2 separate regions of the Homo sapiens genome follow, and region 2 is linked to region 1. A link is a contact called in ENCODE Hi-C or POLR2A ChIA-PET data. All regions are on one chromosome and are shown on one strand. Each heading gives the region's core, a stretch centred on a gene start or an enhancer-like site at or near the end of the contact. The rest is flanking DNA. Distances are from core to core; before and after follow the strand shown.

Region 1 (7,591 bases), core at 1,677-4,176:
TCCCGCTTTCAGTTCTTTTGGGTATATATCCAGAAGTGGAATTGCTGGATCATGTGGTAATTTTATTTTTAATGTTTTGGGGAGCTGCCGTATTATTAAAATTTGCTGATTTTTAAGGGCTAATTTAGTGAAATGTTACAAATTTTGGTTTGTGCACCTAAGATTTCATGCTAGCCAGATCCCAATCTAGAAAATAATAGATGCACTGAGGCAGAGTAAGGGTTTCAAGCATCACATATGTGTGTTCTGTATACAGTGAGATAGTGAAGGAGTAAGCGTGTAGACAGGTTGCCACAGAGAATAGTCTATTAATGAAAATCCCATCCATAAAGTAACTTTTCAGCCAATGGTTAAAGATAAAAATACAACTAAATTTTTTGAACAAGAAATAATCTAACATAATCATTACGTTTCAACACAAACTGCATCACCACTAACTGATGTGCCTACCAACCTATCAAGAAACATTACTTCTATAATGGATAAAATGAGAACAAAGTCTGTTTGAGTGCAGAAAGGGAAATATCCAAATATCTGAAGCTTTCTAACCACAGCCAGAACATAGAAAAAAGACACTAAAAATATTTTGGGATTCCAGTGTCCAAAATGCATATACGTTATCCTGGTGGATACAAAAAATAAAAGAATATAGCAACCTTTTCCTTTTTTAAAAAAGGTTAATTATTAAATATTTCAAGTATATAAAAAGTACAAAAATTAGCACTCATAATCTACCACCTAGATTTAGAACTATAACATTACAGATACAGTTGAAGACTCTCATCTTCCCTTCCCAATTTTATTCCATTCCTATCCCCTAAGAGGTAACTATTCTGAATGTTGTTTATAATTCCATGCACATGTCTATCCTTTTATAACACAAGTGTGTATAAAAGCATCCTCTTGCACTGACAATATTTTATATAGATGGTATGATACTGTACACAAGTAATTTTTTTACCCCAACACTGTTGTTTTGAGATATATTGATATTGACGTCTGAAGCACTAACTGATTTGTTTTAAGTGCTCTATAATATTCCATTAAATGATTATAGCTGGCTGGGCATGGTGGTTCACACCTGTAATCCCAGCACTTTGGGAGGCCAACGGGGGCGGATTGCTTGAGATCAGGAGTTTGATATCAGCCTGGCCAACATGGCGAAACCCCGTCTCTACTAAAATACAAAAATCAGCTGGGCGTGGTGGCGGGAGCCTGTAATCCCAGCTACTAGGGAGGCTGAGACAGGAGAATTGCTTGAACCCAGGAGGTGGAGGTTGCAGTGAGCCGGGATAGCACCACTGCACTCCAGCCCGGGTGACAAAGCAAGATCGTCTCAAAAAAAAAAAAAAAAAAAAAAAAAAAAAAAAAAAAAAATTACAGCTGAAGGTATCTATTAATTCTCCATTTCCTTGGGAGGAGGAGCTATTATAAACATGTTAACATAAACATTCTTGATTATATCTCCTTATGCATGCAAGAGACTTTTTTTACAGTATACATTTAGGGTTGGAATGACTAAGTCTTGGTGATATGCTCATTTGATATTATTAAATATTCCCAAATTGCGCTTCAGAAGGTAGTATCTCTCCCACCAGCAGTGTGTAGGTTTCCCACTCTCCACAATCTGGCCATCTGTAGTATAAGAGCTTTTAATTCTCAACTATCTGGCACGTGCAGTCATGTTTCATCCTGTTGTTTTGCTTCCTTTAAAAGTAGCATTGTTTAAAGTGAGTGGGGAGTGGCCCAGAACATAGAGGAGCTGAGGAAGGGAGTGGAGGAAAGGATCACAAGAAGATAAGCTGAGAGCTGGTGTTATAAAGGAATTTCTAGTGATAAGAGATGGTTCATTAAAACAACTTCCTCACTCTACACAAAACAGGTTCATTTCTCCTAAGTCATCAGAGGTGTTTAATGCATCTGCACCACAGCTCATTGACCAGGAGTGTCCAGACTTACTCACCACTTACTGAGAGACCCCAAGTGGAAGTATGATCATTTCATAATGCATGAAATAAATCAGAAAATAATTGTTACTAGCATTTCTTATTTTAAACCAATGTAAATATTGGCACAGATATTCTCTCAATAAACATTAGTAGGCACGAGAGAAATTCTCATGAGACTTAAAGAAAATTGTAAAAAATAAAAGTGTTGTTACAATGCTAAAGAAAATAAAAAGAATTGGCCAGGCACAGTGGCTCACGCCTGTGATCCCAGCACTTTGGGGGGCCGAGGTGGGCAGATTACTTGAGGTCAGGAGTTCAAGACCAGCCTGGCCAACATGGTGAAACCCCATCTCTACTAAAAATATAAAAATTAGCCAGGCATGGTGGCACGTGCCTATAATCCCAGCTACTCTGGAGGCGGAGGTTGCAGTGAGCTGAGATTGCTCCATTGCACTAAAAAAGCAAAAAAAAAAAGAAAAAATCAACTTCCTTCTCTCAAAGTGTAATGATCATCTTCTCTTGAAAAAAATACTAAAATTTTTCATTCTTAGTACAACAAAATAGTACTTGTGATTTAAAACAATGGATATAAATCTTATTACAATTAAATGCTATGACTAGATTCTAAATATCCTTTCAAATGATACTTCAGACATAGATTTTTAAAGTACTTTCATAGCTCCCATTACTTTTCCAGGAGCTTAAATTAAAACAAAAAAAAATTTTTTTCTACGATTTCTTCCTGAGAATTTGCCACCAAAGAGAAACTGCAGTCTTCAACAAAGAGCAGCAGATTAAAATAAAACTTGTGCAGCTGTACTTTCTAGATGGCCAAAGAATCAACCTAAGTGAAACTAAACATATGACAAGAATAGCATTCTAAAACTGTCTTTGCCCTGTGAAAACAGAGAAATGCTTTGTTTTTATTTCACTTGGCTAATCCTTACATGATATATTATTTTAAATATCTCTTGTTCTGCTTCTTTCATGGCAGTTTTCCTATCTGTTGGTCAATGGCAGGAATAAGGGTTACATCTTTAACTAATTGACCAGAAATGAATAAAACTAAAAATACACACACACACCAACTCTTTTCGGTAGCATAGGACCTGAGGAACTTTCAGGACTCAGAGGAAATTGCTAGACTGCCAAATATGCTTCCTATCCCAGATATTTCTGTCCTCTGCAACCAGACACATGACCTACCAGGCTAGGAATAGTCTAAATAAGAAAACAGCAAAAGTTTAAGTTAATAGAAAGGAGAAGGGAAAAGAAAAAAAGAAGGATGTTACCTAGGAAAACTCAGGAGGCATAGCTGATAGGCTTTTCTAAATGAACACACTCAGCAGGAATATATGATATAATTTTAACTAGAAGTAACTAACAATAATGCTTAGCAGTCAAGGGCAACAGGCTTTGGAGTCAGGCAGTCGTAATCCCAAATTTTCCTAGCTATATCACCTTAGGCAAATGATTGAATTTCTTTGAGCTTCGGTTTGTGATACTAAAAAAATGCTAATAGAAAATACATCTTACAGAGCTCTTTTAAGAATTATTATTATTATTATTCTTTGTTTTGTGATTTTTTTGAGACAGGGTCTTGCTGTGTCGCCCAGGCTGGAGTGCAGTGGTGTGATCTCAGCTTACTGCAACCTCTGCCTCCTGGGTTCAAGAGATTCTCATGCCTCCCAAGTAGCTGGGATTACAGGCATGTGCTGCCACACCTGGCTAATTTTTGTATTTAGTAGAGACAAGGTTTCACCACGTTGGCCAGGCTGGTCTTGAACTCCTGGCCTCAAGTGATCCAACTGCCTCAGCTCCGCAAAGTGCTGGGATTACCACACCCAGCCTCTCCTTTAAGAATTTGAAAATGTATGCAGATAAAGCACTTGGTACCTAGCACATAGTGAATACTCAATAAGAAGCAGATAATATGTACAAGATAAATGAGCACAGTTTAGACATCATTAGCCTTTTTAAGGAACTACTTCAATCAAATGCCAATAACACTCCTAGACAAAGGCTAGCTTAAAACAATAAGCCAGTTTATTTGTCCCGGACATATGTGTGGTAAGATTAGCTTTATCTCTTTCTCTCAAATGTAAGTTTGCTTCATTTAAAAATACTTCCCTAGGAAAGAATGGGCACAAAATTAAACCACCAGATACTAGCAGGAGCAAGAGCAAAAAAATGTAGAAAGTAAAAAATCTCCAACATAATAGGGCCTGCTTAAATAAACTTAATCTATCTAGGTGATCTAGGTGTGGCAGCTCACACCTATAATCCCAACCCTTTGGGAGGCCAAGGTGGGAGAATCGCTTGAACCCAGGAGTTCAAGACCAGCCTGGGCAACATGGCAAAACCCCATCTCTACAAAAAAGAGAAAAATTAGCTGGGTGAGGTAGCATGCATCTGTAGTCCCAGCTACTCAGGAGGCTGAGGAGGGAGGATCACTTGAACGCAGGAGGTCATGGCTGCAGTGAGCTGTGATCACGACACTGCATTCCAGCCTGGGTGAGAGAGCGAGATCCTGTCTAAATAAATAAATAAATACATACATACATAAACTTAACCCAAAGAAAAATGAAAAGAGCTAAATAAAATAATTCCTTCATCAAATGCTAATATGGGTTGCAAATAGCAGCAAATCAAAATGTCTAATTAAAAATGAGTTACAACATTTTATGATGTACTAATTAAAGGGGTAAATCTGGAGGAAAATTAAGGAGGGGCTTAAGGATTGCTCCAGGTAAAGGATTGCTCTAGGATAAAAAAACAGACTTAGGACAAGTAGGGGCAAATCTCTTAGAACTGTTTCAGAGTATTCTGGAAAGGGATATACCTGTCAATCACCAGCACAATGCCTGGCATGTAGTAGGTATGTTTGCTCAATGAAGTTCTGCAGATTTCTCAAAGAAAGCCACACATGCTTTAAATACTCAGAATGCAAAATACTACTGACTTTTTTGCATGAAATATGGGTTAGAGATACTCATATAACAATTGCTAAGTCATTAGTAATATGGTTAAGGATTCTAGAGCTCAATGTCCCAAGGTTGGCTCAGATTTGGGAACTGGAAGACAGAGCTGAGAAAAAGCCACATGAAGCTAGCTGGAAGTTTCACAAAGGAAATGGATGATGGCAAGCTCAGCATGCGATTCACTGAACTGTGGGATGCTTTTCAAAGAATCACACAGTGTAAAATCACTTGGCCTTGCAAAAAGCATTTTAGGCAAACTTCTTTGGATGGAGGAAATGCCTTTATAGCAGTAAGCTCCTATTACTGGAGAGAATGACATCGAGACAGGTTGAATTTTGTAGACAAACATAGTAAGTTTCTCCTCCTTTTCTCCCATCTTAGTTTAAATCATACCCTAGTGAAAGAGGAAGGCAACTATTTGGGTATACTCAGAATTTCTCAGAGCACTTTCAAGTAGGAAGTGTACTTTTAGTTGGGAGACTGGTGGGCACCATGAAGCTCCCAAAAGTGACAAAGCATGGAGGCTTGACCATACCTTATGCAATCTCCCTTCTCCACGTCGGCGCTAATGACTTCCTATTAACACAGTCTCCTCCGCTACAACCATGACTGAAACTCAGAACTCAGTGTGAACTTTTTTCCTACTCGTGTCATCAAATTTCTACAGTGAATTCTCGATAAACCTCCCAATTTGACAAGTAATTGATGCATACTAACCAAACATATAAAAGTCTTTCACAAATAAAAGCTACTTAAAATGTTTGGATGACAAACCGGTATCCCTGAAATGCTGATGTTAAAATGAAACATTCAGTAAACAAGGGAGGTACCTTCAGTGACTGCAGAGAGTCCGAGTTAGTATCACAGTAGAGGATGATGTTGTTGGCCATGCTGAAACTTTCTCTCACCCCAAGGTGGTAAAACAAGGACGGCTGCCGGAAGGCATCGCTCATCTCCACCACCGCAATATCTGCAAACAGAAAACAAAGTCCCCCAAAGAATGACACCCAAATAATGCCCAATCAGCACATTTTGGTTTGAATTATCTTAGTATTCAAAAGAGGAAATAAGGAAACGATAGGGATTTTCTCTCTTCATTTATCACTGAATTTTGAATTTGCAGCTCTACCTGGAAGTGGTTTTATAAAATGTAACAAACCTCCTTTTTCTGTTTTTAAGAGACAAGGTCTTGCTCTGTCACCCAGACTGGAGTACAGTGACATGATCATGGCTGACTGCAGCCTTGAACTCCTAGGCTCAAATGATCCTCCCACCTCAGTCTCCCTAGTAACTGGGACTACAGGCATGTGGCATCACGCCCAGCTAATTAAAAAATTTTTTTAGAGACAGGGTCTTCCTATGTTTCCCAGGTTGAACTCAAACTCCCGGCCTCAAATAATCCTCCTGCCTCGGCTTTCCAAAATGCTGGGATTACAGGTGTGAGCCACCATGCCTGGCCCAAACCTGCATTTTTTTTAAAGAAGAAGGAGATCATGTGATTACTGGAAACCGAGGAGAATTTGCAACGGTGGGAAGCAGGGGCTAATGCTCTCTCATAAATTTCAACATTAAAACACGTTAACTAAGGTTCCAAATAAGGAAATTAAAAAAAAAAAAACAGATTCATTAAAAAATAGCAGTAACATATATAAAACGAGATTTTTAAAAAATAAATAGGTAAGCTTATTAGTTAATCCAGAACTGGGTTTTAGAGTTAAATAACTGATATCTAGTAAGTCCCTGGTAAGTATAATCAAGAACAAAAGAGAGAAAAAAGGTATAGAAAATATAACAAAGGGGAATATAACCACAGATGCAAATCCATCCAAGGCTCAAAGATGACCAGTAACAAGGTAGTAGAAATTTGATATCAAAATTTGACAATGTCACAAAAACGAAATTTAGATTAGTCTAAAACTCCTTTATGGCTATAAACAAAAATATGAAAGAAAAACTAACAAAATGTACCAAGTGTTATAAGACCTAGATCGTGAGTTTAAAATTTATTTGCAGAATGCAAGGATAGCTCAATGGAAAAAACTCATCAGCATCTCGAACATGCTCCAAGTACATTAATTAAAATTCTCAATCCATTTCTCATTAAAAATAATTGCTGAGCTGGGCACAGTGGCACGCACCTGTAATCTCAGCTACTCAGGAGGCTGAGTTGAGAGTATCACCTGAGGCCAGGAGTTTGAGGCCAGCCTGGGCAACAGAGCAAGACCCCTAGCTCTAAGAAGAATAAAAATTTTAAATTAAAAAATAATAACTTCAAATTAAAAATATAAGGGCATTTCCTTAACATAGAGAATATATGTTTCATAACAACTTCCAACTTTGTGCATCTAGGTATTCCCATGAAAATCAGAAATAAAGGCTGTCATCTATTCCCACAACTTACTATATAATGGCTTTCTGAAAATCCCAGCCACTGCAATAAGATTTCTAGAAAGTAAGAAGATATAATTCTAGAAAATAAAATAGATAATTATCTCTATTTGCAGATGTTGTGGATGTCAACCAAATACCCCAACAGACTTAGCTGAATAGCTATTAGAAGTAATAATACAATTTAGTAAGGCATCAAGATGCAAAACTATTATGAAAACAAAGAGCTTCCTTTGCAATTGCAATAAACATTTAGGAAATATAAAACAGAAG
Region 2 (7,591 bases), core at 3,609-6,108, 34 kb after region 1:
CTAACTTCTACTGATTCACTGCTTCAATTTTCTTTCGTTTTTTTGAGAGACAGGGTCTTGCTCTCTCAATCATAACTCACTGCAGCCTCAAACTCCTGGACTCAAGGGATCCTCCCACTTCAGCCTCCCCAGTAGCTGGGATTATAAGCACGCGCCACCATGTCTAGCTAATTTTTAAATCTTTGTAGAGGCAGGGTCTTGCTACATTGCCCAGGCTGGTTTTGAACTCCTGGTCTTATTGGCCTCCCAAAGTGCTGGGATTACAGGCATGAGTTGCCATGTCTGGCCCATTGCTTCTATTTTCTGCTTTCCTAAAGCTTCACTGAAAAACTCAAATTCCTTCTCTTCCAGAAACCTTCAGACACTTAAGAACAGTAATCCTGGCATCCATGACATTTTCTTATCCAGGTTACAACATCTCTGGTCCCTTCATAGGGCAGCAGGGCTTCTAGTCCTGTTAGTACGGGTGCTGTCTAGATACACTCTGGCCAAAGAATGTACAGGGAGCCAATGCCCATTAAAAGAATTTTCTGGGGCGAAACAAACTATAACTCTAAAAGGAACCAACAGAACCGAAAACCCACCACAATAGTATATGCTGGAAATGTACAGCAAAGGCTGAGAAGCCTGGTGCATGTTTAGCTATTAACAGGTCATGAGTGTCTTTTGCAAGACTGGCAGATTAAAAACAATGGATTGAAGAATAAGTGGGAGGTTATGAGGCAAAAATTGTGAGTTCAGACTAGTGTTCTCAAATTTAATGTGTACATGAATCACCAGGATATTGTGTCAAAAAAGAGATTCTGATTGAGCTGTGTGACATTGGGGTGATGATTACCTTTCTCATAAGCACCCAGTTGATGCCCATGCTGCTGTGTAGGGACCACATTTTGAGTAGCAAGGGTGTAGACTATTGTCAAGTGATCTCCAAGCAGCGGCCATATTGTAAATCCATAAACAGGGTAAAAAGGAATGCTTTCAGCATACAATGAAGCCAACTTTAGCCAACAGGGAAAATATTGCTGTATTTAAGAACCTAGGTCTATCAGATATATGGTGGTTCTTTGGAGGCCATTATTTATTACCATGATCTAAGAGATGGATTTCAAAATGATCTCTAAAAAAAAACAAAATTTCCATTTTCTGCCCCAAAGTGAGAAATCCTAAATAAAGCAGTATTCCTTGAGTCATCTGTAGAGCTGTGAATGTGTCCATGTAGGCATAGAGTATACAATATTATCCATTTCACATCCTTAGTCAGTGGACTTAATCCCACTTTTCTGAATCAGGTGTGGATTATCTTGGTTGACAAGCTTCTCAAATGTATTCAGATAAAGAAGGCACTTGGAAAAATGTCAATATTTATCACTACACAGCCACATTTGAACCGTATTAATTTATACCTAGTGTTCCATTATTGGAACACCAAGCATGTAGGAGTTATTTATATCCTACTGCTCAAGGTCATCACCAAGGTCTGATTGCAAAAATTCAAAAAATTGCAACCTCAGTCATAAATGGGTTAAAATCCCCCAAAATGTCTATATATGTATGCTCACACAAATATGTATTTGTTCAGGAAAAAAAATGAAGAAAATTGTTCTAAAAATATGGGGGAGTGTTCTTCGCAAAACATATGCAAAGACAAGACACAGGGCAAATAAAACCTGAGAAAATATACAAAAGACTATAAGATTAGTTTCTTGAAGAATAAAGATGCAATTAAATTACAGAATTTAACACCTGGCATGGTACAATAAGATACCTTAGAAATAAAGAATTAAAACTTGAAGGCAAGTTTTTAGAAGTTAAAAGTTGAAGTACATGTTTTGTAGAAATTGTGGTCAAAGGTAAGAGAATAACTTCTAAGAAATGAGTGTAAAATATTGTAAAACAGCTTTAACTAGGTAGCTTTAACTAGATTAACACTGACTAAGGCTCTTGGATAACTGCATAGGCAATTCATTTTGTATAATTAAGGAGAAGAAAATCAGCCAGTGGCTGTTGTTTTACTCAGCATCTTTCAGATACAGTTATAGATAAATTCCTGATTTTAGTTAAGAAATAAAACTGGAACAAGAAAGAAAATTATATAATATGCTCAAAACTTATAGTCAAATTGCCTTAATTATTAGGACTGGCCGGGCACAGTGGCTCATGCCTATAATCCCAGTACTTTGAGAGGCCAAAGCTGTTGTCACCTGGAGAAGAAAATGTCAGGGGTGCTGGCAGATCACTTGAGGTCAGGAGTTCGAGACCAGCCTGGCCAACATGGTGAAACCCCATCTCTACTAAAAATACACAAATTAGCCGGGTATGGTGGCACGCGCCTCTAATCCCAGCTACTCAGGAGGCTGAGGTAGGAGAATCGCTTGAACCTGAGAGGCAGAGGTTGCAGTGAGCCAAGATCATGCTACTGCACTCCAGCCTGGGCAACAGAGCGAAACTCTGTATCAAAAAAAAAAAAAAAAAGGAATTATGAGGGCTCCATTAGGGTGCGTGAAGGTCGCCAGTGAAAATACAATGCCTCCGTGATACTCTGTTGGCCGGTTTTGCTGTCTAATATGACTCCAATATCTCAGGACCACTGTCACACCCACGGCCAGATAACCTCCTTCAAAATGAAATGCTCATCAGCACCTAGGGAATGCTCATTCATCTCTCAAAAGGGAGGGCTCAAACATTGCCTCCTACGAGATTTCCTGACACCCACAGCACCATATCTAGTTTGCAATTACCACGAACTTAAAATCTGTCATTTTTTTAATCAGTCTTGTCCAATAGAATGTGAACTTTCAGGCAGGGGGCAAGTCTAATTCATCTGATGTCTATAAGCCCACATGGACGTCGACTGAAAGACTGAGGGCCAGGATGAATAAGGCTGGAAGTCAGCAGCCAGGGAGGAAGGAAGCATATGGAGGAACCTGGGGCAGGCTGTGCTTTGCAACACTCATCCACCCAGTATTTAATGCTCACGGTGAGCAGCTATATCGGTAAACCACCTACTGATGCTGCTTTCAAATTCCTCCTCCTCCAACATATAAACCCGCAAACAACCAGTCATTATCCAAATGCCCTTGCCCAAGGTACTCATCAAAGCAGAAATTAGAGACAAGGTGTGGTCATCCTCTCTCCACACCCCATTGGCCTTCTGTCCTTCCAGTTTTGTTATTTTTTTAAGATGGAGTCTCGTTCTGTCACCCAGGCTGGAGTGCAGTGGCATGATCTCGGCTCATTGTAACCTCCGCCTCCTAGGTTCGAGCAATTCTCCTGCTCCAGCCTCTTGAATAGCTGGGATTACAGGCGTGCACGAGCACGCCTGGCTAATTTTTGTATTTTTAGTAGACACAGGGTTTCGCCATCTTGGCCAGGCTGGTCTCGAACTCCTGGCCTCAAGTGATCTGCCTGCCTCGGCCTCCCAAAGTGCTGGGATTACAAGCGTGAGCCACCGCACCCAGCCTTGTCCTGCCAGTTTTTCAGTAGTTAATACAGATTAGTTCAAAAACATTTCCTGCAGATCTCTAAAAGACCATAAATACCTCTTCTCATGCCAGTGAGGTGTTTTGCAGGACTGCTGAGAACCAGCAGTTCTCTTCAACGATGAAGGGGTGAATTGTTCATGTAGCACTTGAGTATTTTTGTTGTTAAAAATAATTTGTCAAATTACCGTTTCGACAAGATCATGTGGCATCTTTAGATAGATTTAGAATGTGTTGCTTTTTGAAAGCATTTCTGAATCTAGATGAAAAACTTCAGCCTTTTCCCCTAATTTATCTTTCGTTTCAATTGGAGAAAGGTCTTAAACTTGTGAAAATCCTGTCATTCTCACACATTTCATCTTCTTCCTCCTTCTAAAGAAAGTCATCCTGAGTCCTAGTCCTGCAGTGTGTTTACACAATTGTCTCCTGCTCCTAAGGATCAACTACAAAATGCAAAAATTTCCACAAATATTCCTACTTAGTATTTCGGGATGTCAAAAGTTCTGAGTTTCTTCAGAAATTTTTTCTGAAATAACTTTTCAACTCAGCTCATCAGAATGACTAACCAGAGAATACGTTCCTCTCTTTTGGGACCCTTCTGAGGTCAAATTTTCTCATGACTTATAACCCCAGTGAGTTGTTTTTTTCCCCACTTTTTCACCACTTCATCCCCGAGTAGCATTCTTTTGCTCTAATGCAGATTTCTCTGCACAAATCTGCTGATAATCTCTGCTTCTCTGTGGGCTCTGGCTGCTTTTTTTTTTTTTGGCTTATGATTTTACCACCTTCATTTTTTATTAGGTCATCAGAAGGCCCATTATCCTGAACCTTCCCACACATGTTAAGTGTTTATTTGGGAATTATGGCAATATCTTTCTGATGTTTAAATCACAGATTAGTAAAAGGAACTAAATTCCAGATGGCACTGCTGTAGCCCATGGGAATTTGTGAGAGTTAGAATTTACTAGCATTAAGGAAACACTCAAGAAAGCACTGATAGACTGTTAAATATAGTTATGAGAACTTTGGTCAAATCTAGTAATGATCTTTAGAAAAGAACATACTGATAAAGGCCTGCTTATTTCTTCCTTCTGTCCTATGCATACACAAACACCAAAATGCCTCTGAATGCAGAAATCTGCTGGCAGTTGCAGCTTGCAGGTGCTGAATTAAACGCTCCCTTCCCATCCCACTCAACAATCAGGCAGTAATGTTTTATGAAGTTTAAAGATGTGACCTCAGCCTAGAAAAACTGTGAAGACTGCTTAAGAGGAAGAAAGCATATTGGTATGCTTCTCTTTTTCTGGCCCAGAGTATGATTTGCTAATGCAGGCTGCTAAAGGGATGTGGTTATACAGAAAGTAGATTTAGGCTTGCATTCTTGTAATCGAAGCCACCAAACATGTAAAATATCGAAAACACATGAACTTAAAAGAACGAAGCCAAGCCACTCCTACTTTCGGAAGGTTGCCACCCTTGAGACATAGGTGAACTTTCAGTTTGATTTATGGCTTGATAGAATCCCAGTGACCACAGTAATCAGTTGGATTCTAGTTAAATTTATAGAAACATCTCTGGTATTATTTTTTAAGTCATCTTAATTTACTTTTCATTCTAGAGCCTTTTTCTCAGTGTGCTTCAGAGTTCAAAAAAAATTTTTACATTGGTTCTCTGCCTCCCTTCATTCCTACTTCCATCCCTCCTTCTCCCGTTCCCTCTCTCCCTCATTCATTCATGCACTCCACAATGAGTTAGCATCTACCCTGTCCCAGGCAAGGTTCTAGGCCCTGGCACTACAGAGATGATCAAGTCATAGTCCCTGTTCTTAGGGACTTACAGTTAGTGGGGGAGGAGACTTTTAAGCACACCACCTACCTTTCAAATCAATAAGGGCTGTATTAGAAACAGGGATGGTGCCGAGGAAACAACACAGTCAGAGAGCCCAGCTCTTCCTGAGGAGGAAGGTTGGGAGCTGGGTGGGAAGGTGGGTCATATCTGCCATTTCAGCTGGGTTTTTTTGTTTGTTTGTTTTTAAGATGGAGTCTCGCTCTGTCTTCCAGGCTGGAGTGCAATGGCGTGATCTTGGCTCACTGCAACCTCCACCTCCTGGGTTCAAGCGATTCTCCTACTTCAGCCTCCCGAGTAGCTGGGATTACAGGCGCGTGCCACCACACCCAGCTCATTTTTGTATTTTTAGTAGAGATGGGGTTTCGCCATTTTGGCCAGGCTGGTCTCAAACCCGTGACCTCAGGTGATCCGCCCTCCTCGGCCTCCCAGAGTGCTGGGATTATGGGTGTGAGCCACTGGGCCCAGCCTTTAGCTGGGTTCTGAGTGTGACTTTACTCCAGGAAGAAGATGAAGGGCACTCCAGATAAAGGCAGTTATGCAAAAGCACAGAGCTGTGAAAGGGCAGAAGTTCAGCGTGGCTGGGACAATGGCTGGAGGGGAAAGAGAAAGGGGTCAGGCTGCAAGTGCAAAGGTCAGCTTTTAGAAGGCAGACTCTGCTCCCTCTGCCTGGTACATGCTCATCCCAGATCTCTGCATGGCTCCTTCACACCACTCAGGCCTGGTTACCAACACCACCACCCCATAGTTCTTGCCCACATGCCCCACCCCCAAATTTATAATCCCTAGCTCTAGCCTACCTCTGTGCCCTCCAACACTTTCTCTTTCCTTCCTGGTACTTATCCCAACAGGAACCCACTATTAATTTATTTATCTGCCTGTTTATTGGGTGACATTTTTCTAACACACACTTTAGGACCCACAGATGCATAAAAAAAGAATGTCTACACTTTAAGTACTTTTGTTTTTAACATGGGAAGACTGTATTTAAATACATCTGAGTTGTCAGTCCATTAAAACAATAATAGGCCTTTACTGCTTTTTTTTCAAGTGAACACAGGAATTCCCGACTTTCTTTTACCACAAAAGTATACGAACCTAGCATTAGGCAGCAACATGGTGTTGATGAAAACACCTTTTTTGGTACAGCATGCAGAATGGTAAGGATGGGGCATGAATCTCTCTTGGCCTTGCCAAGTTATAAATTATAGAAAGGGAAATTCTGTGGCAGCAAGGGAACATCACCACAGATAGTATTTTTTTTTTTCCGGAATCTAAAAGGACCAGAAAGCATTTTGATAATCTTGTTAAAATACTTTAAAAAGGCATGGTATTAAATTGATGGACTCTAAATTACCTGAAAATTAATTATTCTTGGGTCAGGTGAAAAAGTATCCACTGAATGCTTATTCACTCTCCACAAATATTCCATCATGTCTCATTCAGGCATTTGTACTAGGTCTGAGTGAAATACAAAGATGAATCAGACCTCAGGTAGCTTATCATCATAAATAATGCTAAGGCCTGTCTGAAAGCCCCAAATACCACAAGACAGGCAAAGAGGATGCACTTGAGGGTAGATGGTGCTTCAGCACAAGGAGAACAGCAGCGTCAGGCAGGGCTTTGAAGTAAAGGGAGAACGCAGCCCTGCTGAAGTGACGAGCGCATTTCAGGTAGATGCGGGAAACTGAAAGGTGCTAGTGAGAAGCAGCAAGTTCAGTTTGGTGGAAGAGGAGTACTAGAAAATCCGAGGCTGGGTGCAGTGGCTCACGCCTGTAATCCAGCACTTTGGGAGGCTGACACAGAGAATCGCTTGAGTCCAGGAGTTCAACACCAGTCTGGGCAGCATGATGAAACCCCATCTCTACTAAAAATACAAAAATTACCTGGGCCTGGTGGCGGGCGCCTGTAATCCCAGCTATTCAGGAGGCTAAGGCAGGAGAATCACTTGAACCTGGGAGGCAGACGTTGCAGTGAGCCAAGATTGTGCCACTGCTCCCCAGCCTGGGAGACAGAGCAAGACTCGATAAAAAAAAAAAAGAAAAGAAAATCCCAGGCTGGGTGCAGTGGCTCACACCTGTAATCCAGCACTTTGGGAAGCTGACATGGGGGAACTGCTTGACCCCAGGAATTCAACACCAGCCTGGGCAACATGGTGAAACCCTGTTTCTACTGAAAATACAAGAAATTTGCCAGATGTGGTGGCACATGTCTATAGTCCTAGCTACTCGGAAGGCTGAGGCGGGTGGAACACTTGAGCTGGGGAG

What was found. Hi-C counts contacts between places; a loop is a spot of excess contacts on that map. ChIA-PET counts read pairs that join two places held with the same protein, here RNA polymerase II (POLR2A). Pooled maps may share reads with other maps.
Region 2: a map of GM12878 shows a loop between it and region 1 (6-fold over the local background). The contact joins two enhancer-like sites. A Hi-C loop is called at or near these places in 9 of 168 maps with a recorded cell type or tissue (B cell, CD4-positive, alpha-beta memory T cell, GM12878 and 5 more), 37 of 37 single-sample maps with no recorded cell type and 16 of 50 pooled maps. POLR2A ChIA-PET finds 5 or more read pairs at or near these places in 11 of 52 experiments (AG04450, CD4-positive, alpha-beta T cell, CD4-positive, alpha-beta memory T cell and 8 more).

What each region holds. Positions count from the first base shown.
Region 1 is chr6:136,714,690-136,722,280 of GRCh38, forward strand. It overlaps MAP3K5 (mitogen-activated protein kinase kinase kinase 5), which reads right to left. Exons shown (of 30, transcript NM_005923.4): 2 at 5,761-5,900. Among named protein-coding and RNA genes, the nearest start is that of MAP3K5-AS2, 66 kb to the right of the region's middle. Within about 2 kb of position 2,927, at least 3 of the 41 ENCODE cell types and tissues checked have a DNase peak (open chromatin) inside an H3K27ac peak, as active enhancers do; they include GM12878 and OCI-LY7, where a contact is called at or near this core.
Region 2 is chr6:136,746,918-136,754,508 of GRCh38, forward strand. The region is part of intron 1 of MAP3K5 (mitogen-activated protein kinase kinase kinase 5); the gene reads right to left. Among named protein-coding and RNA genes, the nearest start is that of MAP3K5-AS2, 33 kb to the right of the region's middle. RefSeq lists enhancers at 4,711-4,810, 6,003-6,052. Within about 2 kb of position 4,859, at least 11 of the 41 ENCODE cell types and tissues checked have a DNase peak (open chromatin) inside an H3K27ac peak, as active enhancers do; they include GM12878 and OCI-LY7, where a contact is called at or near this core.